Regions from separate parts of the Homo sapiens genome. Here regions 1 and 2 are each linked to region 3. Evidence: chromatin loops called from intact Hi-C (ENCODE). Cell type or tissue: mammary epithelial cell. All regions are shown on one strand. Links, peaks and the distances in the headings refer to the core of each region. The heading gives the core; the rest is flanking DNA.

Region 1 (10,606 bases), core at 1,049-9,048, 420 kb after region 3:
GGAGTAACTAAAAATTTGTCCAAGCACAAAGAGGTTGACTATATAGGCAACTAAAAAACTCGACATTTCTTTTTGTAGCCATGAATTTGGAAAGAAAATTTCTAATCCATATACTTTTGCAGACTTCTTGCCTTATCTTTATAAAAGGCCTGGGATTCACTATAAGACCTACCTCATGATGTGAAGATTTTGGAAGCTCTCAGCAAGAAAATAACACAAGCTCTATGGGTGCTCAATAGCAGCACATCAACCCTACTCAGGCAATGAAAATACTGAATAGGAGCATTTCCTGGGCACATTAGTTATCCTTTGGCCACTATAACAAATGACCACAAATTTAGTAGCTTAAAACAGCACACATTTATTCTCTTCACAGTTCTGGAGTTCCAAATCCCAGGATAGGTCTTTTAGGGCTCCAACATCATGGCATCCATAGGGCTGGTTCCTTCTGAATCCCCCGGGAAGAATCTGCTCCTTGCTTCTTCCAGCTTTAGAGGGTGGCCACATTCCTTGGCCCATCACCACTTCCTCCCATCACTTCAATCTCTTGCTTTGATACTCAACATTTCTTATTGTTCCTTCTTACGAGGTTATTCCTGTGATTACACTGAGCCCACCCATATAGCATCCCCAACTCAAGATCCTTAATTAATCACATCAACCAAGTCTTTTAACATGTAAGGTAACATTCCTTACAGGTACCAGGGATTAGGGCGTGGGCACTTTTGGGGTGCCATTATTCAGCCTACCACACTAGGCAATTTCAGGCCAGTCACTTAACTATTGCAAACCTCTCAAATGAAGAAAAAAAAATGAAAGAAGACATTTTGTATAACCCTGGATGGATGATACAACATTAGCAGCTAATGCCACCCAGTTCTGTGGATCCATGAAAACATTACCCCAATCAGAAGAATCTGCATCACTCCTTACACCAGTCTGTTCTCTCCCGAATGTAAACTCAGGAAGGCAGACCACCCCACTTATAAGTAGTTGTTGAATAAAGTCAAGTAAAAAAAGCAATTGTTGCTACATACTATTGCATCCTCTCCTCCTATTTTGTGGATTAAATACATCAACAATATCTTTCTGGTATATTCTTTGGCACAATATTTCATTAACACGCAATTATAGTTTGTTCCATATTTAGGGCCACATACCTGACCTACCAATCCAAACTGTCATTGTGTAATTCTTCCTAAATATCCTGGCATCCCTCTTTATTCAAGAAACCATAAAGCACAACACAAAGTATGGCCATAACCTGCTACCATTATTAATCTTTACTATACAGCTTTGCTCTTTGACCTCTACCTATTTTGATCTGCAATTAACCCATACAAGGCCTGAGAAGAGTTGAGAGACAGATCCTCAGGCTGTCCAGCCTCCACCCCATCTCTGCCCTTATGTTTTTTTTTCTATGTTCTATTCTAGAAGATTTATAGTATTAGCTCCCATATTTGGATCTGTGACTCATTTTGAGATAGGTTTTGTTTATGGCATAAGGTGAGGGTCAATATTTTTTCCATGTGGGTATCCAATTATTGCAGAACCATTTGTTGACATGCCTGTGCTTTTCCCATTGAATGTCTTGGTAGCTTCATGGAAAAACAATCGAACATAAATGTAAGGGTTGATTTCTGGACTCTCAGTTCCAATTCATTGATCTAGATGTTTATCCTTAAACCATGATTTTTCTTTTCTTTTTCTTTTTTTGAGACCGAGTCTCACTCTGTCACCCAGGCTGAAGTGCAGTGGCACAATCTCAGCCCACTGCAACCTCCCTCCTGGGTTCAAGCAATTCTCCTGCCTCAGCCTCCTGAATAGCTGGGATTACAGGTGCCTGCCACTGTGCCCAGCTAATTTTTATATTTTTAGTAGACATGGGGTTTCACCATGTTGGCCAGGCTGGCCTCGAACTCCTGACCTCAGGTGATCCACCTGCCTCAGCTTCCCAAAGTGCTGGGATTACAGGCGTGAATCACTGCACCCTGCCTTTACACCATAATTTTTAATTTAAGCTTTTTATTATTTTATTCTTTCTGCTTGCTTTTGCTTTAATTCGCTTTTATTTTCCTAGTTTTAGTTTAAGTAGAGGTTTAGGCTGTTGTATTTGAGATCTTTCACCTTTTGTGATATAGGTGTTTAAGGCTGTAAATTTACCTTTAAGCACAGCTTTAGCCAAATCGTATACATTTTGGAATTTAGTATTTTTGTTTTAATTCAGCCAAAATATTTTCTAATTTCCTTTGTGATTTCTTCTTTGACCCATGGATTATTTAGGAAATGTGTTTGTTATATAGATAAATTACATGTCATGGGGGTTTTGTGTACAAATTTTGTCACCCAGGTAATAAGCATAGTACACAATAGGTAGTTTTTTGATGCTCACCGTCCTCCACCCTCTACCCTCAAATAGGTCCCAGTGTCTATTGTTCCCTTCTTTGTGTCCATGTGTACTTAATGTATAGCTCACACATATAAGTGAGAACATGTGGTGTTTGTTTTTCTGTTCCTGTGTTGATTCACTTAGGATAATGGCCTCTAGCTCCATCCATGTTGTTGCAAAGGATATGATTTCATTCTTTTTTATGACTATTTAGTATTCCATGGTGTATTTGTACCCTTTTCTTTATCCAGTCTACTGCTGATGGCATCAAGGTTGATTCTGTGTCTTTGCTATTGTGAATAGTGCTGTGATAAACATATATGTGTGTGTGTATTTATGGTAGAATAATTTATATTCCTTTGGGTATATACCCAATAATAGAATTGCTGGGTAAAATGGTAGTTCTAAGTTCTTTGAGAAGTCACCAAACTGCTTTCCGCAGTGGCTGAACTAATTTACATTTCCACTAGCAGTGTATAAGCATTTCTTTTTCTCTGCAACCTCACTAGCATCTGTTATTTTTGGACTTTTTAATAATAGCCACTCTGACTGATGTAAGATGGTCTCATTGTGGTTTTGATTTGTATTTCTTTAATGATTATTAGTGATGTTGAACATTTTTTCATATGCTTGTTGGCCTCGTGTAAGTGTTCTTTTGAAAAGTGTCTGTTAATATCCTTTGCCCACTTTTAAATGGGGTTGTTTGCTTTTTGCTTGTTAATTTGTTTAAGTTCCTTATAGATTCTGGATATTAGACCTTTGTCAGGTGTGTTTGCAAATGTTTTCTCCCATTCTGCAGGCTGTCTGTTTACTCTATTGATAGCTTCTTTGGCTGTGCAGAAGCTCCTTAGTTTAATTAGGTCCCATTTATTGACTTTTGTTTTTATTGCAATTGCTTTTGGCATATTTGTCATGAAATCTTTGCCAGGGCCTATGTCTAGAATGATGTTTCTTATGGTTTTTTTTCAGAGTTTTTATAGTTTCAGATTTTACATTTAAGACTTTAATCCATCTTGAGTTGATTTTTGTATATGGTGTCAGAAAGGAGTCCAGTTTCAATCTTCTGCATATGGCTATCCAGATGATGTGTATGACAAGTACCTGGGGAGCTAGCTACTCTTTTTTTTTTTTTTTTTTTTTTGCTGTCTATGTAAGTAGTAAAATGAATCTGGAAGTGACTTGTGTCTACCAGCCAAATCAGTCAAGCCTTGGCATTGGCATTGGCCTTAGCTTGCTTTGCTGTTTGTATGTGACACACCTGTGTAAGGCCTTTTATGCAACAAGGGATACGTCAATAGCTAAGACCTCCCTGGTCCCTTCTAAGCATCCATGAGGTCTCTGCAGTGCAGAGCCTTCCAGGCCATCAGGGATATATGGAGACTTTTCAAGTCCTACTGTGGTTGTCTCATGCCCTTGATCTCTCTGTTAAATTTCTGGCTGCAAGCCTGCTGATCTGCTATTTGCCCCCACCAGGATGGCAACCTGAGGCTAGCTGCAACTAGGCCTTACTCACTGTTTTGCTTCCAAGCTCACTACAGTTTCCAACAATGCCCAAGGGCATGGGGATTTTCTGTGCTCTGCTTCACATAAAGTCAGCCCTCTTTGGCAAAGTATATTTTCACAGCCTGCCCTATCCTGGTAACGTTAAGGGCTGATGGAGCTGGGGTACAGGGCAGATGGGATGAGAGCAGCCCTGGGCTGAAATGCTATAGACTCTCACTGTTCAGCAGTTTTTCTTAAATAAATGATTCCCAATTTTTATGTGCTTTTGGTTAATTCCCAGTATCCTGAAATGGTTTTATTGAAAAATTTGTTCAGTTTTATTTGTTACCATTTGAGGAAGGTATTTGTTGAGCTCCTTATTTCTCCAGTCTGGAAGATTTACCTCTTTAATACCATTTATTTTGTCTGATAATTGTATCATACATATATTGTTGAATGTTGACATATGTATAATATGTAAAATATATACTTTTCTTTCTTTCTTTGTTTTTTTTTGTTTTTTGTTTTTTATTTGAGACGTTGTTTTGCTCTTGTTGCCCAGGCTGGAGTGCAATGGCACCATCTCGGCTCACTTCCACCTCCACCTCTCGGGTTCAAGCAATTCTCCTGCCTCAGCCTCCTGAGTAGCTGGGATTACAGGCATGCGCCACCACACCCACCTAATTTTGTATTCTTAGTAGAGATATGGTTTCTCCATTTTGGTCAGGCTGGTCTCGAACTCCTGACCTCTGCCTGCCAAACTGCTGGGATTACAGGTGTAAGCCACCGTGCCCAGGCCAAAAATATATACTTTTCAAAGTCAGAACTGATTTCCCTGTTTCTCTCAAAGCCTAAAATAGCATTTATTATGGTTTCTCAAATAATTTTCCATGGAAAACTCAGAATAATTTTGATAAACATTTCATAGAAAAAAATATGATTAAATGTGTTTCAGAAATAAAGTTAAGTAGATTTCTTTGCTGCAAGAATTAAGAGAACTTTGAAAGGCTTATATGTGATCTGAGTGTTTAAGAAAAGAGGTATGATACATTTCTTAACTATGGAATCTGCCTTTTCTTGTGAGAGTCTCAGGAGGCACCCTTAGGAAATAGGGTAGACAGTAAACATGTACTGGGTAATAACTCTATTGCCCTCTAGTGATAATTTGCTTGACTTCAGCCCTTAGTTGATTTCTTTGCAGAACTATTTTAATAGCCTTTTTTGCAGTTTCCTCTTCCTTCAGCTCTATTCAAGCCACGCTTCCTGGTGACTTTATTTACGTTCTTCAAATACAGATATGGTTATTTCTTCTCCACTCAAAGGATTTTTCTTTTCTTTTCTTTTCTTTTCTTTTTTTTTCTTGGAGACAGGGTCTTGTGCTGTCACCCAGGCTAGAGGGCAGTGGTACAATCATGGCTCACTGGAGCCTCCACCTCCTACGCTCAAGCAATCCTCTCACCTCAGCCTCCTGAGTAGCTGGGACAAGAGGCATGCACCACCATGCCGGGCTAACTTTTTATTTTTTGTAGAGACAGGGTTTTGCCGTGTTGCCCAGGCTGGTCTCAAACTCCTGAGCTCAAGTGATCCCTAACACCCCTCGGCCTCCCGAAGTGTTGGAATTACAGGCATGGGCTACTGTGCCCAGGCTCAAAACATTTTTATGGTCCCATCATAATAAAAGACTCAGTTATCTCAAGAAGGAAAATGACAAGTATTGCCTGAATAGCAGTTCTTTCCTAGCTGGATGGTCTCCCAAAGCTCTCATTAGTCATTACCAAGGATGGAGTGTCTATGCTTGATCTTAAAGAGAGAGGCTTGCACCTCTTTGCCCACAATGCCAGGACAAGCTGCACAGAGAGTGGAGTTCAATAAATGTCTGGAGTTGAGTGGAATTTTATGCCACTCATGATACCATCTCTGACTTCCCTACAACCAGGCCCTGTCCCATGAGGGAGAAAAGGTATCAGGAGCAAGTGAGAAATCACTGGGGTTATAAGATGTTATGGGAGCAGGAAAAATCCTCTACCTTCTACTTAAACCTTAACATGATCATATGTCCTAGAATAATGCGATTGCATTTCACCATTGCAATATGTCAATAGTTGTAAAATCAGCAGCAGTTGATCCAGTTTGGAAATATGAGGGTGGATGTAACACAGTGGAATAAAGAGACACGTAGGTAAGGCAGAGGGTGTTGAAAATGGTGTGTGGGTTGGGAAAGGAATTAAAGGACAGTGAAGTACTGACCAACTACGCAGCTGGTATTTGCTAGTTAATACTAAAGCTGTGAAATAAGAAAGAAAGAAATGTGATAGCATCTTGGCGATTCTTCTGGGATGAAAAACTTTTTAATACAATTTTTTGTTTTAAGCATTGGTATTTACAGAATATCATGCTCATTAACAACTTTAAAAAGTGACAAGATTAATGTACCATCTGAAGCTGATAATTAACTGGTATCGTAAAGGTCTTGTAATATAGCTAAGGAGAATTGTTGAGATTTAGCCATTGAAATGTAATTACACACAAAGGTTGCAGCTTCTTTGGGGAGGTTGACTGATGGGGTTTGAAATGCCTTGAATTATTTTAAAAATCTACTTTTTGATACAAAGTGACAAATTTGAGGATATTTAAAAGTAAATGTTAAAATTTTTGAAATAGGGGCCAATGGAAATTTTAAAACTGCTTCATGAACATTTTATTAAAATATGCAGGAGGCTACTATACAGTATCCCCGACCATGAATAATAAACAGAAATTGTCAAGATGACTATGGTTCTGACTTATTTTAAAGCCATCAGATGTAAAGCCCGTAGATCCAAAATATGCACCTGTAAAATTCTCCCAGTGAGTTATAAAATGTAGCCTTTGATTGGTTGGGTAAAAGGCAATTAACTATTCAACCAAGCAAAATTTGAATACAGTGCTTCAGGAATAGAACTTCAGAGACCTACCACTGAATGCTTTTCTTCATGCTACAGAGTTGGATATAGCCTGGTGGCTCTCATAGTAAGATGGCTTATTCTTAGGACATTTAGATAATAACACCAGTGCCAAGGAGAAACTTGCTGGCAGGTAAGCATCATCTTGGATGAAATCACAAGGTGAGATTTGGTTCTCAGCTTTGTTAGACTCAGGAAAATAAATGTTTCAAGTTCATTTGAAGTTAATGAAATCCTGAAGGGGAGGCCAGGCTCACACATGTAATCCTAGCACTTTGGGAGGCCAAGGCAGGAGGATCGCCTGAACCCAGGAGTTCGAGACCAGCCTGGGCAACATAGCTAGACCATCTCTTCAAAAAAAAAAATTAGCATCGTGAGTGGCATGAAATTAGCATGTGGTGTCATGTGCCTGTAGTCCCAGCTACTCAGGAGGCTGAGGCCAGAGGATGGTTTGAGCCCAAGACCTCGAGGCTACAGTGAGCAGCCTGGGGTGATAGTGCAAGATCCCATTCATCTCCAAAAAAAAAGAAAGAAAGAAAAGAAAGAAAGAAAGAAAGAAAGAAAGAAAGAAAGAAAGAAAGAAAGAAAGAAAGAAAGAGAAAGAAAGGAGGGAGGGAGGGAGGGAGGGAGGGAGGGAGGAAGGAAGGAAGGAAGGAAGGAAGGAAGGAAGGAAAGAAAGAAGGGAGGGAGGGAGGGAGGGAGGGAGGGAGGAAGGGAGGAAGGAAGGAAGGAAGGAAAGAAAGAAAGAAAGAAAGAAAGAAAGAAAGAAAGAAAGAAAGAAAGAAAGAAAGAAAGAAAGAAAGAAATCAATCCTGGGGAGTCAATTTATTCAAACCAAAAGGGAGACTAATTCATAAACCTGAAGACCAAGTTTTTAATTTATAATGGGAGCACTGACAGGATAATGTGAGACCTACCATTTGTCATTTGCTCAGGGCATGCTTTCCTGGAATCCTCCCAGAAGACTGAATCAGAGGCTGAGCATAGAGGTAGAATAAAGGGAGTAAGATGCTGATCAGTGACTAATGTTCTTCACAACTCTGGAAACACAAATTCAAATACTGAATCCTCTTCATTAACCTGTTGTTTTCTTAGATAGTTGAAGGACCTATTTGGTCTCCTTGATATATCCATTAAATTTCTTTATTAAGATTGTTTGATTAAAAAAAGTGTTTATTTTGAGATTGGTTGATCTCATCAGAATTTTGGGAATTTTCTACATTTTCGATGTTATATGGTCAGATTTTTTGGCCTTATCCCCCAAATCTGAGATGCTTTCTTGTATGATTCAATATCTTTGCTATATATCTAGTTTTCAATTGCCAATCCAGTCTCACGTTTCACTGACCACAATAATGGCAGGTGATAAAAAAGTCAAATCTAATGATGTAACTTCCCAGCTTAAAAACCTTCCAGTGATTTCCTGTCCATGTACTACAGCCTAAACTTTTTAGCACAGAAAACCAAATGTCTCATGAGTTGACCCTTGTCTTCTCTCCAGCCATCTCTTTAGCTGTGGCCCCAGTTCCTCTGTTCTCATGCTAAGGCCATGTGAAACTTTCTTGAGATTCCTCTCACATCACATGATTTCACACTCAGCCTCCAGACGCACATGCATCCTTCTGCCTGGAATGCCCTTGATTTTCCTTGCAGGCCTTGAAGTACCTTTTCTATTGAAGTCTTTTTCAATATCATCATCCCACAAATAAGTGAGAACATGAGACATTTGTCTTTTCGTGCCTGACTTATTTCACTTACCATAATGATCTCCAGTTCCATCCACATTGTTGCAAATGCAGAATCTCATTCTTCTCTTTATAGCTGAATAGTACTCAGCTATAAAGAATATATATACCATATTTTCTTTATCCGTTCGTCTGTTGATGAACACTTAGGTTGCTTCCAAGTCTTGGCTATTGTGAACAGTGCTGGAACAAATGTGGGAATGGAGGTATGTCTTCAATATACTGATTTCCTTTCTTTTGAGTGTATACCCAGCAGTGGAATTGCTGGGTAATATGGTAGCTCAATTTTTAGTTCTTTTGCAGAACCTCCAAACTGTTCTCCATAGTAGTTGTACTAATTTACATTACCACCAACAGTGGTCAAGGGTTCCCTTTTTTCCACATCCTCACCAGCATTTGTTATCGCCTGTCTTTTGGATATAAGCCATTTTAACTGGGGTGAGAAGATATCTCATTGTAGTTTTGATTTGCATTTCTCTGATGAGCAATGAGGTTGAGCACCTTTTCATATGCCTGTTTGCCATTTGTATGTCTCCTTTTGAGAAATGTCTATTCAAATCTTTTGCCCATTTTTTGATCAGATTATTAGATTTTTTTTTCCTACAGAGTTGTTTGAGCTCCTTATGTGTTCTGGTTTTTAATCCCTTGTTAGATGGTAGTTTGCAGATATTTTCTTCCATTCTGTGGGTTGCCTCTTCACTTCATTGATTGTATCCTTTGCTGTGCAGAAGCTTTTTCACTTGATGTGATTCCATTTGTCCAGTTTTGCTTTGTTTTTTGTTTGTTTGTTTGTTTTTTGTCTGTGCCAGTTGGGTATTGCTCAAGAAAGCTTTACAAATGTCCTGGAGATTTTCCTCAATGTGCTCTTGTACTAGTTTTCTAGTTTGAGGGGTCTTATATTTAAGTCTTTAATCCATTTTGATTTGATTTTTGTATATGGCCAGAGATAGTGGTCTAGTTTCACTCTTCTGCATGTGGGTATCCAGTTTTCCCAGTACCATTTATTGAAGAGACCGTCTTTTTCCCCAGTATATGTTCTTGACACCTTTGTCAAAAATTACTTCACTGTAGGTGTGTGGATTTGTTTCCAGGTTCTCTATTCTGTTTAATTGGTCCATGTATCTGTTTTTATGCCAGTACCATACTGTTTTGGTTACTATAGCTCTGTGGTATAACTTGAAGTCAGGTAATGTGATTCCTCTAGTTTTTTTTTTTTTTTTTTTGGCTTAGGATAGCTTTGGCTATTATGGGTCTTTGGGGGCTCCATATACATTTTGGGATTGTTCTTTCTATCTCTGTAAAGAATGTCATTGGTATTTTGATAGGGATTGCATTGAATCTGTAGATTGCTTTGGGTAGTATGGACTTTTTACCAATATTGATTCTTACAATCCATAAACCTGGAATATTTTTATATTTTTTGGTGTCCTCTTCAATTTCTTTCATCAGTGTTTTACAGTTTTCATTATTGAGATCTTTCATCCCTTCATTAAGTTTATTCTTAGGTATTTAATTTTATGTGTAGCTACTGTAAATGAGATTACTTTTCAATTTCTTTTTCACATGGTTCACTGTTAGCATACAGAAATGCTACTGATTTTCATATGTTGATTTTGTATCCTGCAACTTTACTGAATTTGTTTATCACTTCTCACAGTTTTTTTGGTGCAGTCTTTAGGATTTTTTCAAATAAGATCATATCATCTGCAAACAAGGATAATTTGACTTCTTCCATTCCAACTTGAATGCCCTTTATTTCTTTCTCGTCTGATTTTTCTAGCCATACTTCCTGTACTATATTGAATAACAGTGGTGGAAGTGGGCATCCTTGTTGTGTTCCAGATCTTAGAGGAAAGGCTTTCAGCTTTTCCCCATTCAGTATGATACTAGCTGTGAGTCTGTCATATATGGCTTTTATTATGTTGAGGTATATTCCTTGTATCCCCAGTTTTTTGAGGGTTTTTAATCGTGAAGGGAAGTTGAATTTTATCAAAAGCTTTTTCAGTATCAATTGAAATGATCATATGGTTTTTGTCTTTTATTCTGTT
Region 2 (10,606 bases), core at 1,537-9,536, 110 kb after region 3:
CAGGGAATGGGCTCTGTCCACAAAAGTTGCTTCTTTAAATATCTTCTGTGCATAAGAATCTGAAATCTCATTTGAATTTGCCAAACACCTGTTCAGTATTAAGCAATGTACCCACCGATTCCAAACTGCTATTTAAAAAGTCCTTAGGGAATGGAGGGTCAAAGAGTATAAACAATCTATTCTTTATTGGGCTATAAGAAAGCACCATATTAAAGTAGAAAAAGACCAGGTTATCTTGACAGATCAAGATGGTGGCCTGTAGCAAACTCTGGCCTTTGCCTCTGATCACAGCCTTTATGTTCTAGTGACCTCATAGGAAGTTCTCTAAAATACACTAAAAATGTCTAGTTTGTTTTTAACTGTATTACGTGTTCACGTCTCTGAAACTTCTCTTTCATCTCGATTACTCTGTTAGGTCCCTCCTCAGTTCAACTCCAGTTCCCACTTTGGTAGATCAGCCTGTCGAACAAATGGGATGGCATTCACTACACAATGATAATTAAAATTTAAATGGCTATAAGAAAACAAGTCCTCTACTGTTTATTGGTGCCCATACAATCATCAAAACATAGGTACTGTAAATCTTACAAATGTGACTCAAAAAGATTGAAAGTGGAATAGATTCTAAGAAACAAGCAATTGTATTATTCACATTCCAGCTGATCCATATCGCCAAATAACAAATAAATCATCCAAGGAATTCCTCCAGGAACAATCTTTTTCCTTGAGTTTTCCCATTCATTTTTTAAAAATTTCAACAAATATTTATGGAAGACCCACTTTGTGACATCCACTGTGGTGTAGGTGCTTAGTAGGGGCTTGCTACCCCTACCATTGGTCTTCCATTCTAAGCTAGGAAGAGAAAACTTTTTCTTTAAGAAACATTCTATTAAACACAGGATTAGTGATATATGAATATATATCCTCCAAGTCAACAGGTTCATTTCCTCCTGGATTTCTCTAAGTTACTTTGCTGTTGCTATTTTTATAACATAATTAGAATGTGCTAGAAAAATAATAGAAATCGGTCAAATTGATACTTTCCTTTCTCAAACAACTTTTTATCAAAAGGAAGAAAACTAAATGTATTTGTCCCTTGGCTATTAAAAATACATTGGAGCAAACAGACACTTAGGATTAGATTATCACAAAGGAAAAGTCAAATAATTCCTGAGGCATTCAAAAACATGCAGAAATGTCAGTAAACATCCTTGAATGATTTTTCCCCGCCCTGGCAGAATGAAAAGGTAAGGAAAAACACTAGATGCAAGAATCAGCAGACAGACAGTAGCTCGGTTTGTCTTCCATTTCCCTTATCCCCAGACAGTTCATGATTCTTGGTTTTAGAAACTGGACCACAGGGACGACAGCTGAGCGTCTGATTTTTCAAATGACTGACGTACAATCACCGGGCACACAAGGGTCAAACCTTGCAGCTATTTAAAAAACACTTATGTATAATCTGATAAAAAGAAATAGCTAAACAGAAAAGATATAAACAAATTTGAAGTTTGGGAAGTCTTGTTGAAGAATCACTAAACTGACAGCACAGAAGTGAAAAGAACTGAATTATAAAGGAGGGGGACAAAAGCCCAGATCTGGAAATAGTCATTCTATTTCAAGATTTGTCCTGAAGAACTGTACTTTACAAGAAGTTAATTACACTTGTGAAAGCTACAATCATTCTGCCATTATCTATACTCCCACTAAATCTCTATTAGAAAGACTACCAACAAGGGATCCGTATGTCACATTAAGAGAAACAGACAAAACCAAGCAAGTTTGTAAAAACTGATGAAAGAACAACAAACCAATGCAAATGGCCTTCGCTACTGGTTATATGGCACCCATTTTAGCTTTTTAACTTCCTAGGATAGACTTATATAAGTACTTTCCCATCAGAAATAAAATTGTTATACCATTTTCAAAAAATATCATGTGGTTATATAAATCAAGATGAGACTTTGAAAACAAAAGTACTCCATAAATATGTATACATTGTCTCTCAAGGAAAACAAATTTCTCATTACCACCATGTGGCCAAAGATAGATTACTAATAACAGATGTTTTAAGTATCCACTTTAGAAAATTTAGGTACTATAAATATGCCCAAGGAAACTCAAAGTTAGTATATTATTAAAATAATTATTTTTATCTCCAAATTATGTAAATCAAATACACTAATTTTTTCTCCCCAGAGAAGTTTGAAACAAATGCCTATATGCTCTGAAAGTTGTCTCTGGATTCTTTTAACTTTAATGTTTATATTTAAAATACATTTATGCTGTAAACAATTCAAATAATATAAAGCAAATGGACCCTTTGTAGATTCCAATCCCACTTTCTTTCTCAGAGGTAACATCTCCTATCAGTTTATTGTGTTTTTTTTCCAGACCTTTGTCTAAATGTATATAATCCAAAGGTTGGGTTTTTTTAGAATTATGAAAAAAGCTATACTGCACATATTCTGCAAATTGCTTTAGTAGAGATAAAAATTACTAACCTGAATACAGTTTGGAAGCCAGCTCTGTGCCACTGTCCCCAAAGACAAAAATGACCATCAATAACTAGCTTTAAAGCTTCAACCATGAGGTTCCCATGACTGCTCATGTTTGCAGTAATTTTCCCTAATTTTTTCTATCAGAAATCAAGCTTCTAAATTACCACACACTATTCTTTGTGACTGAGGAAATAGCTACCAACACCCTGAATGTTATCAAGCAAAATTATAGTTGGGGTAGACCGAGAGAATACCAGTCTGCCATTAAGCATAGCGAGCTCCCTGGGAGGGAAGGCTGGAGAGGATTTGAAAAGGGCAAAAAGAGAGACACATGGGCAGACCAAGAGACCCCCTGACTCCTGAAGCTCTCCCTTCACCTATCCTTGGATTCCCCTTTCTTGGCATTCTGGCAACTTTGAATAAACAGTCAGGAACCCCCAGACAAATATTTCATTGCATATTGCTTATTTTCAATTAGTTACCCAATAATAAAATAGATTACTTCTGTGAAGAAATCTTTAAAGAAAAGTCTCTCCACAAACCAAATCTTGTGGCACTCACCACAGGGTTAGACACTTTTAATAAAAATTATTATTAATCTGCATGAGATATAAAAGGTTCATCCTTCCTTGGCTACATTTAGACCCTCTCTCTCATTTTCTTCCTTCCCCCATCCAACTCAGCAGCCAGGGTCACTGTTTACCCATCTGACATCACTGTTTGCCAGCTATTAGCATTATTTAATTAGCTCCTTCGACAAACCAAGTCAATGTCAGGAGCTGTTTCTGTGACTTAAAACACAACCTACACCAGCCCTCTGGAGTCTGCTCTGTACCACCAGGGGTCCCCTGGGCTCCAGAACACCTCAGCTGAACTCAGGTGTCAGGACAAAGCACACAGGAGAGAGAATCAGTCCCAAGAGAAGTCAGCCTCAGACAACATTACTGGCTGGCACTACAGCTGGAAATAAAATGTTTCCTCAACAGCTTTTTTTTTTTTTTTTTAATATTTTAAGTTCTGGGATACATGCGCAGAACGTGCCAGTTTGTTACATAGGTATACATGTGCCATGGTGGTTTGCTGCACCCATCAACCCGTCATCTAGGTTTTAAGCCCCACATGCATTAGGTATTTGTCCTAATGCTCTCCCTCCCCTCGCCCCTGCCCCTAAAAGGCCCTGGTGTGTGATGTTCCCCTCCCTGTGTCCATGTATTCTCATTGTTCAACTCCCACTTATGAGTGAGAACATGCGGTGTTTGGTTTTCTGCTCTTGTGTTAGTTTGCTGAGAATGATGGTTTCCAGCTTCATCTAGGTCCCTGCAAAGGACATGAACTCACTCTTTTTTATGGCTGCACAGTATTCCATGGTGTATATGTGCCACATTTTCTTTATCTAGTCTATCATTGATGGGAATTTGGGTTGGTTCCAAGTCTTTGCTATTGCGAATAGTGCTGCAATAAACATACGTGTGCATGCATCTTTATAGTAGAATGATTTATAATCCTTTGGGTATACACCCAGTAATGGGATTGCTGAGTCAAATGGTATTTCTGGTTCTAGACCCTTGAGGAATCGCCACACTGTCTTCCACAATGGTTGAAGTAATTTACACTCCCATTAACAGTGTAAAAGCTATTTCTCCACATCCTCTCCAGCATCTGTTGTTTCCTGACTTTTTAATGATCGATCGCCATTCCAACTGGCATGGGATGGTATCTCATTGTGGTTTTGATCTGCATTTCTCTAATGACCAGTGATGATGAGCTTTTTTTCATGTTTGCTGGCTGCATGAATGTCTTCTTTTGAGAAGTGCCCGGACAGCTGTTTAAACACTCTACATGATAGAGACTGTTTACATGTCTACACAGGTGGACTGCAAAGTACACAACAAAACAGGGCATTTATCTTCAAGCACAGGTATTGCTAAAAGGAAAAATAAACCCTTGCAAAGGAGTCTGTGATCTTTTCGCTTATGTTGTAATTAACAAAGAGTTAGGAGATAGTGTTAGGTATTCGTTTGGTAATCAATTTCTGAGTATCTCTTAGAGTCAAGCATTGTGGAGCACAGAAACATGAAATGACCCATCCTGTGACTGTGAGAAATTTGCAGCCTAGTGGCAGTTTGGACGTGCAAAGATGTGATTGGAAAACAGGCCATGTGGATTGCTGGCATGCAGGAAATGCTCTGAGGATATCCATACCTTTTTCCCACCAAGAAGACTCCTGGAGGCTTCTCCCTCCTCTCCACTCTCTTCTAACAAGGGACAGGTTTGATTGGGAGTGGGCAAAGGTCAGTTGGATTCCCAATACTAGAAACACCTATCCTGCTGTGGATACACTATTCTCCCAAGCCAAGGATAAGACTAAGACCCCTGGGAAACAAGGGGAAGGCAGGGAAGGTGGTCAGAGACGAAGAGGGCAAGAGGCACAAAACCTGTGGCTTTGTTTTTACCAAAAATGTTAAGGAAGTCTTGGGTAGCACTAGAGTGCCCATGAGCATAGGATGCTCTGGCTGGGTCTAAACAACAATGTTTTTTAAAACCATGATGTGGGAAAATGGCCAAGTTACATGTGGTTTTCCTGTTTCTTCATCATTGAAGACTAAAATCCACCTGTGGAAACCGATCTCTCCTGTATAGTGGGAAAATACTTTACATCCTAGTGGTTATGCAAAGGTTAAGTGACTGCTGGATTCTGGAATAGCAGGTTGATGACTAGGAGGAGTGAGCTGTCCACATAATAATTAAAGTGTGTTTCAGATGAGGTGTGGCTGGTGCTGCAGACCATATCCTTTGAGGAAAACTCCCTCTGCAGCTGAAGAGGAGGCACTGAGGGCTGAGTCCAGTGAGGGATGAGAAGGGCACTCCCATTGTGAGCAGGTGAGCTGCCCGCTTTCAGTGCCAGAGAAGAAGCTGGCTTCTGTACTTCAGGAGCAGCCTCATGTAGGGTCCAGTCTTAAGGCTGTTCTCTCATTCTTCCTTTATGTAAAAGCCTTCTGGAAAGCTTAAATGTTAGGATTTGGCCTCAGCTATGCTGTGGGAAATGAAAGGACAGGCTCTTTTCTGTATTGAGAAAGAAGTGGCATAGGGTAGAGAACTACATCCTGGGAAAGCAGGTTGTAAGATGGCAAATGTGCCCTACAGGACAGCAGGCAGCCTCGTGCCCCAGAACACCAGTGGAGTGGCAGTGCCAGCCAGTGGGTCTGCGAGACGTGCCGGGGTTCCCGATGTACCTTGAGATTCCAGGGAGGGTGGAACCTTAACATTAGTGGTAGAAAAAGATCTATCTCTCTTGACAAACCAAAATACTTTATTCTACTGCAAATAGTCCCCATGACAACCACATTTCCATTTATGTCTTAGCTCATAATAACCCAAGAACACTCACTATTCTTAGCCTACCTTTGTAGCACAACCATTTCTTCAGACATTTCACTCCTTCCCACCACTAATCTCTGTTTCAATGGTCCTCTGGATTCTAAACTTTTCTGAATACTTTTTTAAAAAACAGATGAAATACCAATAACCAATAAAAGAAACAAAATTTTATTCTATCTTTTTTTTAAAAAAATTCTCTCAATCTACTTATCATCATTGGTGCAATTTCTATATTCAAGTTGGAGGTGAAAAGTCTGAAATTAGTTCAAAATGGCTTTTGCCAGACTCATTAAAATGCTTCGGAAGCGGTTTTAATTTTTTTTCTAGCGTCTTCAATGGGCCTGATTTCTGCCCCATTTCGAATCATTCTTCCTCTGTACAATGTCACATATCTGCGAATAAATATGTAAGCTCTCCTCTACTTGATGAGAAAACCTCACATTACAAACTGTTGGGCAACCCAGGAGAAACAGGCCAGATGGCCTAGAGACCTGCTGGCCTGCTAGGCCTGAACAGAAGCACAGGCTTTCCTCAATCTATGTGCTTTGTGCAGTTAATATAACTCTATTTTTGGAAACATAACCTTGGTTCCAAGTTCAGCCCATGTTTCTTTCCTGTGCAGCACTCAACTATTCCACTCTCTCATGACACTTCTCTGCAGGACCACCCTCGAACAGGAACTCCGGGTTGTCCATTGCAAAGTGTTCCCATTTATTTAAAGTTTCCCATCACTCTCTTCTTTCCACCTCCATTCTCTGGCAAAAGCATCTTCTTTTTTCTTTGCACCAAGAAATATACAACAGGCAGTTCTGGTCATTTACTTTCTCCAACTTCCTTTTATGTTTCTGAGTCACTGAATCTTGCCTCACACCAATAACATCTAGCTCTAATTTGATTTTTTTCCTCCAATATTTCAAATACAAAACAAGACAAAATCTTGTTTCCTTTGGTACAAGAGTGGCTCCAACAATAGCTAATGCGAAGTGTTGATGGCACTTTGATCTCCATTTGGCAGCATGAGGGAACCAAAGCTTTTTACTCTCCTGGTGACTAATCATTATTTCACATCAATTGGAGAGGATTAACAAATCTTAGTAATCCAGATGTGCGTTTGCAATTCCTATGGTCCCCAAGTGTGCCACATGCATTGTGGGAATAAGCATTAGGTTAATAACCTAGCACTATTTAAAAAATTTAATGCACTTTGCCTTCATAAACTACGACATGCCCTCCAATACATTATAAAGCAAGCCTTACTTTAGAGTGGGGTGACATAACAGTTGTAGGCTTATCGATGTGGAAAGGAAAGTTATTTGACATTTATTGTTCTGGCAAAGTATAAAGACAAAAAGAAAAATAGTTTTCTTTGGGTCTGGACATTCAGATCTTTCTGGATGAAAATTCTCAGAGCAGCAAATGTAAGGCCTACAGTCCGATAAGGACGCACATCCTCTATTCACAGGCATATTTTCAAAATACCCCCGAGGAGCCCTTCTTCTTAGAGGAGTCATTGAAAAGATCAGCTGGAGGGCATCCAGGCAGACAGAATGGGATGGCACAGACACTTAGTATTAGAAGCAACAAGCTGTTTGGAGAACTGGGACTTAGGGTGTACAGGGGAAAATGGCAAGAAGTGAGGCTGGAAAGGGAGAAGAGGCCAATATCTCCAAGGATTTTACACGCCACGCTGGGACAAAAGCTCTGTTCTTAGAAAGAGCTCTCTGGAGGTAGCACAGAACGTAGGTAGGAGAGGAAAGAGACAGGAAGCAAAGAGATCAGCTAGGGAACTTCTGCAAGGGTCCAGGCCCACCGTGAGAGCTTGAACGCATGCGTGGAGAAGGGTAACTGGATTCCCAAAACATTTCTGGGCAGATCGGAGGAGCCACTGAATGACTCACTGGATACGGGGGCGAATGCTCTCGTGAGGTCAGTGAAAGCTCAGAGAAACAGCAGGGGAGCACAATGAGGATCTCATGATCATGAGCTTGGTCTTGTGTCCCAGCCCCCACCCTACCCCACTCCACCCCATGCAACAGCCAGTCCCTCTCCTGCACTGTTGTCACATGGCTCAGTACAATCTCCTTGGGCACATAGCCCATGGCATTATAAACCACTGGTTAAAATGCTGGCTGCATAAACATCTTCTTTTGAGAAGTGTCTGTTCATGTCCTTCACCCGCTTTTTGATGGGGTTGTTCTTTTCCTGTAAATTTGTTTAAGTTCCTTGTAGATTCTGGATATTAGACCTTTGTCAGATGGGTAGATTGTAAAAATTTTCTCCCATTCTGTTGGTTGCGGGTTCACTCTGATGCTAGTTTCTTTTGCTGTGCAGAAGCTCTTTAGTTTCATTAGATCCCATTTGTCAATTCTGGCTTTTGTTGCAATTGCTTTTGGTGTTTTAGTCATGCAGGGCTTAAAACCTAGATGACAGGTTGATAGGTGCAGCAAACCATGATGGCACATGTATACTATGCAACAAACCTGCACGTTCTGCACATGTATCCCAGAACTTAAAGTAAAATAAAAAAATTTAAAAAATAATAAATTTTAAAAAATGCTCATCTTCTGGGCTGTACTCTGAGTGTCTCAGGGCAGGGACCATAACTCACCCATCTTCATATCCTCAATACTTGGCACGTAAGGGCTTGTTATGTGATGAATGACTTTCAACTTTTAATCTACATTTGGCCATCAAAATGGAAAATAACCCAAACTTCAGAGAAGTTGCTTCTTTCTTCTGTCTGCTTCTCTATACATTTATAAAGTTAGTCCAGAAAATTTATTTCAGTCATGACACCCCAGAGGTATAAATATATGTGATATATGAGTCAAGGTAGATAAAGAAAATAGCCACCATTCCTAGCGTGATATGTGTCATATGATAAAGCACTTGAAGTTGACAGTAAGAAGGCTGCTGTGTGTCTTGTTCATCTGGGTCCTCCCTCCCACTCCCAACGATAGCTATCCATTTCCCCCACTACTGGCATCATTTTCTAACTACTTTTTCACATTTATCTGTGTTCCTAGTTCCTATGCCCTGAGCACAACCCCTCCCCAAATCCAATACAGCTGTCATCATTCTGGACAAATTGTCTTGCTTTCCTAGCCCAGGGCAATGTTCTATGTTGTTTATTTTGCCTAGAATGTCCTCTCATCATCTTTTCTACTTGCCAATACCTTATAGTATTTTATTAAATGAATTATTTTATTTAATTACTTAGCAGCACGTGATACTGTTGTCAGACAGTCCTTATTTTATTTCATTACTTAGCAGCTATGATACTGTTGACCATATACAACTCCAAATCTGCTTTATTTTTCTGACCGGAAGACAACTAATGTCTAAGAGTTCTGGCTCTTGAGGTTTTTTTTTTATAGCTGTGTGATATCACACATATTATATAACCCTTCTAAATCTCAGTTTCCTCATCTGTAAAAGAGAAAAAAATAGTACTTACCTTCTAGAGTTGGTGTGAGGATTAAATTTTATCATGCATATGAAGTGCTTAACACAGTTCCTAGCACAACGGCAAATAGCTGAATAGCTGTTAGTTGTTATGCTTATTATATTATTTAACTTTTAATATAACTACTGTCTACCCTGCTGCCCAAGGCATGTCTCTTATCCGAGAGGCGTTTTCTTTTTTTTTTTTTTTTTTTTTGAGACAGAGTCTCACTCTGTCGCCCAGGCTGGAGTGCAGTGGCGGGATCTCGGCTCACTGCAAGCTCCGCCTCCCGGGTTCACGCCATTCTCCTGCCTCAGCCTCCCAAGTAGCTGGGACTACAGGCGCCCGCCACCACGCCCGGCTAATTTTTTGTATTTTTAGTAGAGACAGGGTTTCACCGTTTTAGCCGGGATGGTCTCGATCTCCTGACCTCGTGATCCGCCCGCCTCGGCCTCCCAAAGTGCTGGGATTACAGGCGTGAGCCACCGCGCCCGGCCGCGAGAGGCGTTTTCTTTCCTTTTCCTTTTCTTCACGTCTTCCTGTTCCTTCCCATATCCAATCAGTTACTAAATTCTATGAATTCTACCGTCTAAATATCCTTTGCATGTTAGGCAAGAGCCCAGGCTGCACAAAATAGGTATAATCTGAATTTTAGAAGCTTGAAAATAAGACAAGTCAAAAAAAAAGAAAAAAATGGCTTTGGAGAGGAAAGTATTGTTAACATCACTGATAATTAGGCCTTCCCGAATAAGAGACAAAAATAATAACAATACTTCAAAACTATTAACAGACTGCAGCTTGAAATCCTTACTTCTATGCCAAGCATCAGACTGTTCTTGAAATCCTTACTTCTACATCAAACCTTCATTATGTAACTGGTCCTATAATTGGAGGAAGGACTGCTCACATAGCTAACTTTGAAAATTGGCAGTGTACCATATTTGCAACAGATTGGCAAATTATTTAAGAAGTCGGTAGGAATAAGAAAGTGGGTATATTTTTCATTTTGATTGACAGAAGTCATCATGTGGGTAAAACCATCACTTCATTCAGTACTACCAGGTCTTGGATCTGTGAAAGGATATTTGCTACAGTGAATCTCCCAGCCAAGGGCTCCCATGGTGGCTACAAATCACCTACTTAAGTTTCCATATAGTAGACCATGACTTCCATGTTTTTAAATGAAAACAGCACCGTGTGATTAAAGTACCATATATTATATACATAAATTCTTTTAATGAACAAACATTTACCAAGCACCTGGTCAAAGCAAAGTACCATG
Region 3 (10,606 bases), core at 1,269-9,268:
TTCCTCCTGTCCTTTGCTGACATCACTAATAACCCACTTGCCTGAGTCAGCACCCAGTACATTCTGGGGCCCACAGCAGAGGAGCTTCCACGAAGACAGAGAAAGAAAGATGGAGAAAGGAATGAGGATGGCAGGTGAGGGTGGGGCTAAGGGAGGAGAGGCAGAAGGAGGGGAGGTGGTCCATTAGATAAAGAACACACTGCGTTCTCCAGGTCACTTAGTGGGGGTCCAGTGGAACCCCCATGAAATCCTTTCAATGGCGAGGCACATGCAGAGGTCAGTGAGCTGAGGAGCAAAGGGGAGGAAAGAAAATACCACCCACTTGGAGGATCCCAGGCCTCCTGCTTATAGGCTTTTGCCCCTCCTGGGAAGACCTCCCCTTGCTCATGGCCCATCTAATTTTCAGGACTCAGAGCAGGGCCCTCTTCTGGGAAGCTCTCCCCTGCACCTCGCACCTCGGTCTATGCCTTGATTGGGCCAGATGTGCCTAAGTCCTCCTATAGGGCCCACTGGGCTCCTCTCTAACAAGGCATGCCACACACCTCATTATATTACAATGATCTGTTTTCTTCTCTGGTCTTGGGACTATGAATACACATCTTTAGATTCCAAATGCCTAGCCCAGTGCTGGCAAAAAGAAGGTGCTCAACAAATGAATGAATAAATGAATGAATGACAAAAAGAAGAGAACAGAATGTAGGCTTTTCCTTCAAAAGCTCCAATGAGAAAAGGCAAAAAAGAGAGAGCTCAGCTGCTGGAAGGACAGGCAGGGTCAAGGAACGGGGAACCTGATCCTGCAGACAGGTTAAGGATGGAGAAGATGGCAGAAAACTGAAGATGTGAGGAAGAGGGAGCAGGGGCTGGCTCATGGTCCTGGAGGAGGTCAGAGCACAGAGGAGTGAGGATGAACCTGGAGCAGGGACAGAGAAACCCCCCTTTCTGAGACTGGCAGGAAAGGGATGATGTCAGTGAGGTTTGGGGCAAAGGAGAGGGAAGAACATTCTGTAAGTTGAATAAGTTTATGCCCTGGTACCTCATTTTTCTGCAAAAAAATACAGGAGGAAGGGTCATTTACTAAGTAGCAAATAGACATATAAAAATAGAAATAGAAAATAAAACAAATAAAACAAAATGACAAAAGTTTAGAATAACTGCCCAGGAAAAAGTAACTAACATTCGTTGAGCATTTGTTATTTGCTAGAGATCACAGGCCTAATTGAGCCCCCCTCAGATTCATGTGTTGAATTCCTAACCCCGAGTACTTGAGAATGTGACTGCATTTGAAGAGAGGACCTTGACACAGATGATTACTTTAAAATGAGGTCAGTGGGGTGGGATGTAATCTGATCTTGCTACTGTCCTTACACAAAGAGGGAATTTGGTCACAGACAGATGCAGAGGGAAGACCGTGTAAGGACACAAGGGGAGGGTGTCCCACCTGCAAGCCTAGGAGAGAGGCTGATATGATTTAGCTCTATGTCCCCACCCAAGTCTCATGTCGAATTGTAATCCCCAATTTTGGAGGAGGGACATGGTGAGGTAATTGGATCTTGGGGGCGGATATCCCCCTTGCTGTTCTCGTGATAGTGAGTTCTCATGAGATCTGGTTGTTTGAAAGTGTGTAACGCTTCCCCTCTTGCTCTCTCTCTCCTGCTGGCCATGTAAAGTGTACCTGCTTCCCTTTCACCTTCTGCCATGGTTGTAAGTTTTCTGAGACCTCCCCAGAAGCAGAAGCTTGTACAGCTCACAGAATCATGAGCCAACTAAACCTCTTCATAAATTACCCAGTCTCAGGTATGTCTTTATAGAAGTGTAAGAACAAACTAATATAGAGGCCTCAGATGGAACCAACCCTGCCAACACCTTGATCTCAGACTTCTGACCTCTAGCCCTGTAAGAAAATAAATATTTGTTGTTTAAGCCACCCAGTATGTGGTACTTTGTTATGGAGGCCCTAGAAAATGAACATACCAGGAATGGTGCTAAGAACTTCAGCTCAATGATCTCATTTCAGTCAACAGCCCTTTGAGGCAGGTGCCATTTCCATGCTTAGTGTGCTGTGAAAAAAGTGAGGGCAGAGCTTGTGTAAGGTCCCCAAGGGCACAACACCTGTGCACAACTGTAAACACTACATGACCAAAGACTAGGTCAGGTCTTACACCAATCCATCCATGCTGCAGAAACAGCACCACTGAGCTGCCTAGATCCAGGAGCAGGAGGGCAGGTGCAGCCTGTGGTGTGGGCGAGGCAGAGGACACAGTGTGAGGGACCAGTAGGCTTGGGCAGGAAAAAACACTTATGACCTGTTCTGGAGAACCAGAGATGAGTCTCACCTTTGCCACTGAAAAGAAGAAAAGGGGGTCTGACCTGCATCAGGCTGGAGACCTCATTTCATGGCACCATCTAGCTGGTCACGGTGCCAACCTGGGGTGCCAGAAACACAAGGGCAACAAGGTGCAGGGAGGCGACACTGAGGGTCCACTCCCTGTTCCTGGACAAGTCCCCACCACACAGCCCACGAAGGACGCTATCCTCTTCCACCAGCTCCAAGGTGAGATCAAGGGGCTGGAGGCCACCCCACCCCCACCCCACTTGCTACCAGAGTTCTGGCAGCATGACTTTGTATAAAACGGCTCAGAAACTGGAGACAAAAGGAGGAGGCACGACTGTGCCCTGAGCACGGGGATGAGTTTTCCCTAGGAAATCTTGGGTTGGGGCATCATACAGATCTGCTCAGGCTTCCTCCCTTGATTCCTTCATGGCTCTGCCCTAACTCACCTGAAATCACCAGAAGGATCTCCTACCAGTGGAAACCTGATGTCTAATGACATCTGGGCCACGCTCCCTTGCCTTTTGTGTGCCAACTCAACAGGGTAGGGAGCCCTATCCACTCTGAAAGTGGCCATCTACTCGTGATTTGAAAACTTCCACAATGCACTACCAGCTGCAAAGCCAAAGCAAGCCTCCCTGTAATGTGTCAGGGGACCACATCCTCCGACCTATTTCCTCAATGGCAGTGGCCTCTGTGGCTTATCACTGGGCCACTAAGCAATGACACAGAGGGGAGCCAGTCCTCTAGGGAACTCCTCTAGTCTCCCACAGCATCAATTGTTTAGCAGATTGAGCTCACTGTTTTCCTCGGGGTTCCAAGCCAGCCCCAAAGGATGACATGCGGGTAGGGTTCTTTTTCAAAGCATTGTAGGGTGGGTTTGGAGGCAGGTTGGGAGGAGAAAGGAGGTCAGTCCTGACCAGTTCTGATCAGTCCAGGAAGGGCGTGGGCAAGTAAGGAAGGACAGCACAGGCACGTGATGCTACAGAGAGAGAGGTGACTTTGGAGCAGCTGCAGCCCAGATGGAAGCTCCTGGCCACACTGCCACCTCAGCATCTTGCCGAGGCTGGCACAGTGCTCACCGTCTCCTCCCTAACAGCCTCAGCAACACTTCTGGGCAGGGATGTTGGTGAACCCTTAGCAGATGATGCTTAAGCCTGTGAACTCGAGGCAGAATTCTGTGAGTGACCCTGAGAAAGGTCCTCCCAGCACTTCAGCTTCTCCGAGGTTTTTTTTTTTTTTTTTTTTTTTGAGACGGAGTCTCGCTCTGTCGCCCAGGCTGGAGTGCAGTGGCGGGATCTCGGCTCACTGCAAGCTCCGCCTCCCGGGTTCATTTCATTCTCCTGCCTCAGCCTCCCAAGTAGCTGGGACTACAGGCGCCCGCCACTGCGCCCGGCTAATTTTTTTTTTGTATTTTTAGTAGAGACGGGGTTTCACCGTTTTAGCCGGGATGGTCTCGATCTCTTGACCTCGTGATCCGCCCGCCTCGGCCTCCCAAAGTGCTGGGATTACAGGCGTGAGCCACCGCGCCCGGCCTTCTCCGAGGTTTTAAGTGAGGCATGCCTGGCTGGACGCTGCACTAAGTTACACTTTCAGTCACACAAATGAACAGACCACGGCATTAACAATCATCAGCACAGTGTCCTCAAAGAATTAACAAAGCCTCAGGAAGGATATAGAGAGCTTAAGCCTTAGTGGAATCTGGATTATATTATTTAAGGAATTAAATCAGAAATAATTCAAAAAGCTTCATTTGTGAAACTTGCATCCACTCCAGATGTTAAGAAATGACAAAAATAAAATGCTGTATTTTTCGTGTATGTGTGTGTGTATATATATACAGAGAGAGAAAGATAAATTCAAATTTTATCAACTGTTCCAAATATATAAGTTACTTCATGCATATCAGGAAGCTGAATACAGAACTATGAGCCTCATAAATGCCAGCTGATTATGTTCCCAACTCAGAGTGTCTGGGCAGATTGGGCAAGTTTTCCCCCTGAGCAATCTGCTGTCTGCATTTCTGCGCTCCTTCCTTGGGGTGGGCAGGAGGGAAGGGTATGTCAGCCACTCCCAGCTCACCCCAAATAAGTGGCCTGAGGGCAAGCAAAGGATTGGTGAGTCCAAGGACTCTTTCTGAGGAGGTATATTTTGGTGAATGACTATCACGAAGCCCTTTTGACTTAAGCACATGGTTCTCCATTGCCCCAATATTAGGTATTTGCTAATTAAAGTACAGAAATGCACACATTTAATACTGGTCATCAGGTGTATTCTGATGGGTCTAATGGGCTATTTTTTTTTTAATTCCACACAATACCTTGAATAATGAATGAGGAAATTACCTACAAGACCAGATCACAGCCAGAGATGAATGTTGGCAGTGACATGAAGAAGGCTGAGAACAAATGATTAGGTTTAGAAAATCCCAGCTCATCAACTCTGGTCTGCTCTTCAGTACCTAAGAATGGTGTCATACACCCAAGAACAGCTCCATGTTCAAGCACTAACTCCAGGCCCAGATGTTGTCTCGGTGGCATAGCAAATAATGGAAAGTTGCTCATTTCTTTCCCCATGAAGAAAGTCAAGGTTCGGAAGCCATCATAAGTTAATAGGACTAACGTTCTCTACACAGTGGGCACAATTACATTGTCAACAAGAGCTCTGTGAGTATTCAAATGTCAGCTTTCTTTACAGACTGGGTAGATAATAAGCAGAATGTCATTGTCCCTGAAAGAAATATTAAGGAAGTATTACTAACGATCCATTACAAATTGGTGTCAATTTCAAATATGTCACTGTGTTGACAGGATATAAATAATACATGAAGAAAACACTTGCACATTAAGAATCGATTTTCTGCTTTGTGCAATTTAGAGTTCCAGTTTTTTTTTTCTTTTCTTTTCTTTTTTTTTTTTTTTTTTTTTTTGACGGAGTCTCACTCTGTCACCCAGCTGGAGTGCAGTAGTACGATCTCGGCTCATTGCAACCTCTGCCTCTTGGGTTTAAGCTATTCTCCTGCCTCAGCCTCCCAAGTAGCTGGAATTACAGGCACGCGACATCACGCCCGGCTAATTTTTGTATTTTTAGTAGAGATGGAGTTTCACCATGTTGCCCAGGCTGGTCTCAAATTCCTGGGCTCAAGTGATCCACCCACCTTGGCCTCCCAAAGTGCTGGGATTACCGGCGTGAGCCACCGTGCCCGGTCTAGAATTCCAGTTTTTCATTCAATAAGTCTACAATGTAGTACTCTTATAATATTCTTTCCATTCTCACTCAATACTAGATTACAATTAAGAGAGGAAAACTCAGAAATCATACACAGCAGAATAATTTGCTATTTTACCAATGAAATAGAATTTGAACACTCTCAAACAACCAACATGTAATATCACAATTCGCCACTTGGTGTCACTAGACCTCCAGGAAACTCAAATTTACACTTACCCTGACAAGAGATTACGTTAGATTTCCACACCTTTTTTTCTGTAAGGCCCCATTTCACACAAAGATATTACAAAATGACAACGGCATGAATTATCGGAATGATGGAACTATCTTCTAAAAGGGTAGTAAACTCAGGTTAACTCCCAAACAGAATACACACCTATTACCTTACTAGTAAGAGTAATAACCACCAATTATTGAGCACCAGCCACAGTGCTAAGTGCTCTACCTATATTGTCTTATCTAATCCTGAAAACACGATCTTCCTTTAATGGTAGTTGTCTTTATTTTTAAAATGAGAAACCTGAGCTCTGCAGAGGTTAATAACTTGCCAAGCTGTTCCCAGTACCCAATCTCACATACAGATCTCTGCTAAGCCATGAGGCCACAAAACAGAAGCTATGTTTTTGGTCTGGAGAAATATTCTCCACCTGGAAGACAACCCTTACCCACAAAAAGGCAGTAGCCCAAGGGCTGTCAACGAAGTGCCAAGCGACTTTCCAATGACTATTAAAAGTAAAAGAATACAGCCCGGGATTCAGAAGACCCGGCCGGGGAAGGACTAATCAATGAGGTTTCATGGAAGACAAGGGATGTCAGCTGATCTCTGCATGGGGTTCAGAACTGAGACAGCCAGAAAGAGGACATGTGAATGGGGTGAGGCGCAGAAAGCTTCTAAACAGCCACTGCCATTGCTTGGCAAATGCATGACAGCCAATCCATAAACAATATTGTCCCAGAGCTATCCTTTCCCGTCAGATCCCAAAGGCCCACTCGTTTCTCACTGCTTTCCACTCCCAGTGCCAAAGTACTGACTCATAGCATTTTTGGCTAAAAGGGAAGGAACTGAATTTTCTTTTTTACTTTTAAAAAGATGCTGAGCTGGCTCCTCAGTCAAGTGCTGATGATTCACTGCGAACAAATCCCAGTGGCGAAAGGCCAATCACGGTCATTTACCTTATTCAAATCTTAACAGCTGGAGAGCAGTGAGTTTTTGCAATGTGGTACCCTGCAATAAGGGCTGAAAATGACCTTTGTCTCCGCAAAGGCAACCACATGCAGGCGGCCTGGTTCCTCTTCAACTGGACATGAAGGATTCTCTGAGCAGCTCTGGCACTAAGTCAGCTGGACCTGAGCACACTGGCTCTTCTGTGATTCTGGGAAAAACATATTACAACTCAAAGTGTGCTGTTGAAAATATAACAAAATCCCATCTACTTGGGACCAATAGGAGATACACTTTTATTTTTTGTTTCCATAGTAAAATACACATAACATAAAGATCTCCTGCCTTAAACCATTTTTGAGTGTACAGTTTAGCAGTGCTACGAACATTCACATTGTTGTCCAACCATCACCACCGCTGGTCTTCAAAATTCTTTTCATCTTGTGAAAATGAAACTCTGTATCCATTAAAAATGAACTCCCTGGCTGAGTGTGGTGGCTTACGTCTGTAATCCTAGCAATGTGGGAGGCCAAGGCGGGAGGATTGCTTGAGCTCAGGAGTTTGAGACCAGCCTGGCCAACATGGTGGAACCCATCTCTGCTAAAAATACAGAAATTAGCCAGGTGCAGTAGTACGCACCTGTGGTCCCAGCCACTCGGGAGGCTGAGGTGGGAGGATGGCTTGAGCCCAGGAGGTGGGGGTTGCAGTGAGCAGAGATCGACCACTGCACTCCAGCCTGACAGAGGGAGACCCTGTGTCAAACAAAACAAAACACGGACTCCGTGTTCCCCCCGGCAACTACTTTCTGTCTTTGTAATTTTGAATACTGTAGATCATGGTAGCAAAAGTAGAAGTAGCCCCTTCTACTTTCTGTCTTTTTAATTTTGAATACTATAGATCATGGTCCCCAGCCTTTTTGGCACCAGAGACCAGTTTCTTGGAAGAAAATTTTTCCATGGACGTGGGCTGGGTGCGGGGATGGTTTCGTGATGAAATCATTCCACCTCAGATCATCAGGCATTAGATTCTCCTAAGGAGTATGCAACCTAAATCCCTGGCATGCTCAAGCAGTAATGCTCACTCATCCTGCTGTCACCTCTTGCTGTGCAGCCCAGTACTTCTTCTTTTTTTTTAATGTAATTTTTTGTTTAAAGAAGGGGTCTTGCCATGTTACCCAGACTGGTCTTAAACTCCTGGGCTCAAGTGATCTGCCCACAATGGCCTCCCAAGGTGCTGGGATTACAGGTGTGAGCCACCATGCCCAGCCCTAGTCCTGAATATGAAGACACAAATAGGTTAAAAGTAAATGGATGGGGGAAAAAAATCCCATTCCAACACTAATCAAAAGAGAGCCAAAGAGGTAATAATAATATTAGACAAAGTAGATTTCAGAGAAAAGAATATTGCTAGGAACAAAGAGAGCCATTTCATAATGCTATAAGGTTTCATTAATCAAAAGAGTGCAGCCCAGTTCTTAACCAGGGGTTGGGGACCCCTGCTCTAGGTATCTCATAGAAGTGGAATAAAAAGTGTTTTGTTTTTTTTTTGTGACAGGCTTATATCGCTTAGCATAATGGCCTCAAAGTTCATTCATTTTGTAGCATGTGTCAGAATTTCCTTGCTTTTAAAAAATATATACTTTTTTTAAGGGAAATTTTAGTATCATAGCAAAACTGAGAGGAAGGGATGGAGATTTCCCATAGACCTCCTGTCCCCACACACAGACAGCCTCCCCCACTATCAACATCCAGCACCAGAGGGGACATTTGCTACAACTGATGAACCTACATTGCCACATCACTACCACCCAGAATCCATGGTTTACCTTAGGGTTCACTCTGTGTTGCACATTCTATGAACAAATTTATGACACAGATCCACCATTAGAGTATCATACAGAGTAGCTCCACTGCCCTTAAGAATCCTCTGTGCTCCATCCTTTTTAAAGCTGAATAATCATCCATTGTATTATATATCACATTTTATTTATCCATTCTTCTGTTGATGGACACTTGGGTTGCTCCCACCTTTTGGCTGTTGTGAATAATGCTGCCATGAACATGGGTATACAAATATGTCTTTGAGACCCTGCTTTCAATTCTTTTGGGTATAAACCCAGAAATGGAATTGCTAGATCAAGGTAATTCCATTTTTAATTTTTTAAGGAACTGTCACCCTCTTTTCCATGGTGGCTGCACCATTTTGCATTCCCATCAACAGTGTACAAGAGTTCCAAATTCTCCACATCCTTGCCAACACTTGTTATTTTCTGATTATTTTATGCTAGCCATCCTAGTGGGTGTGAGGTAGAACCCTTCATTCATGTATTTTTTTAAACTCTTCCCAAGGCTGAAATTCTATGAATTTTTGAGAGCTCTAATTATAAAATATTGCAGTAGTACCTGATGGTTATAGAAATGCATTGTTCATTTAAGATTTCACCACACCCACCCGGAGGGATCCTGGGCCAGAAAGGAAGAGAGTTAAGGTGAGGTCACAGCCCCCTGGGATAGGCACTTTTCACAAAGGAAAGAGGGAACAAGGCTGGGTCTGGTGGCACGTGCCTGTAATCCCCTTGCTTTGGGAGGCCGAGGCAGGAGGATCACTTGAGCCCAGGAGTTCGTGGCTGCACTGAACAGTGATTCACACCACTGTACTCCAGCCTGGACAACAGAGTGAGACCCTATTTCAAGAGAAAGAAAAGAAAAGAAAAGAAAGGGAGAGAGAGAGAGAGAGAGAGAGGGGGAGGGAGGGAGGGAGGGAGGGAGGGAGGGAGGGAGGGAGGGAGAAAGGGCAACCGATTCAAGTGAATTTCAACTTAGTGAAGTCAGGATACCTAAAGTTCCATTAATTTCTAAAACCAGAGTGGGCCCACAGTGAGATCACAATGTGAACATTAACAAAGCAAAACAAAAATTACTATAAATAACACAAGCGATGCTTCATTGTCAATCTTTGGATTTGGAATACAATTTTTCGAAAATCTAAAACCTGATTGTTAAGTTACGTCTGTTGCGGAACGTTACAAATGATTAGGAAGGTTCAAAGTCCATTGATTAGTGTGAATTGCTTTTTTTTTGTTTGTTTGTTTGAAAGGGTCTCATTCTGTCACCCAGGTTGGAGTGCAGTGGCATGGTCTTGGTTTATTGCAACCTCTACCTCCTGGGTTCAAGCCATTCTCCTGCCTCAGCTTCCCAAGTAGCTAGGATTACAAGCACCCGCCACCACACCTGGCTAATTTTTTTGAATTTTTAGTAGAGACAGGGTTTCACCATGTTGGTCAGGTTGGTCTCCAACTCCTGAGCTCAAGTGATCCTCCCGCCATGGCCTCTCAAAGTGTTGGGATTACAGGTGTGAGCCACTGCACCCGACCATGAATTGCTTTTTGGTCTGCTTTACCTATCAAGCTTCCTGTAGGGTCCAGAACTCTTTATTATTATTATTATTATTTTAGAGACAGGGTCTCACTGTTTTGCCCATGCTGGAGTGCAGTGGTACCATAACAGCTCACTGCAGTCTCAAATCCCTGGCCTCAAGTGATCCTCCTGCCTCAGCCTCCTAAAGCGCTGGGATTACAGGCATGAGCCAACCCAGAACTCTTCAGAAAATTCAAGAGATGGACAGGAAATCCCTTCCATAAGGCTTTCTTTTGTAAGGCTGGTGGAGCATGTTAATCTCTGGAAAGCACTTCTGTCTAGGAGCCAAGTTTGGCCAAACACCTGCTGGGCCTGCTCACCATGTCCTGGTCCTTCCATCACCAAGTGCATGAGTGGAATCAGGCTCAGTGGGGACTCCTGGGCCTGAATCCTTCCATCAGAAAGTTTTTTCTAGAATGAATAAGACCTACTATTTGATAGCACCACAGGGTGACTATAGTCAATAAT

What was found. Hi-C counts contacts between places; a loop is a spot of excess contacts. Peaks named below come from ENCODE experiments on the same cell type or tissue, not always from the same donor. Only the 100,000 strongest peaks of a DNase experiment are listed, where the experiment ranks them.
Region 1: a loop joins it to region 3, with 11 times the contacts of the local background. A loop is called at or near these places in 6 of 110 quality-filtered maps.
Region 2: it touches region 3 in a loop (8-fold over the local background); 2 of 110 quality-filtered maps call a loop at or near these places.

The regions. Positions count from the first base shown.
Region 1 is chr13:36,390,458-36,401,063 of GRCh38, forward strand. No RefSeq gene overlaps it. Among named protein-coding and RNA genes, the nearest start is that of CCNA1, 37 kb to the right of the region's middle. In mammary epithelial cell, for the core only: a CTCF peak has its summit at 5,019 (motif pointing left); a DNase peak (open chromatin) is centred at 7,774.
Region 2 is chr13:36,082,965-36,093,570 of GRCh38, forward strand. The region is part of intron 3 of DCLK1 (doublecortin like kinase 1); the gene reads right to left. Among named protein-coding and RNA genes, the nearest start is that of DCLK1, 43 kb to the right of the region's middle. In mammary epithelial cell, for the core only: a CTCF peak has its summit at 5,316; no DNase peak of the experiment used is centred there.
Region 3 is chr13:35,972,969-35,983,574 of GRCh38, forward strand. All of the region lies in intron 3 of DCLK1 (doublecortin like kinase 1), which reads right to left. Among named protein-coding and RNA genes, the nearest start is that of DCLK1, 150 kb to the right of the region's middle. In mammary epithelial cell, for the core only: a CTCF peak has its summit at 5,732 (motif pointing right); no DNase peak of the experiment used is centred there; H3K27ac peaks cover 535 bases; H3K27me3 peaks cover 120 bases.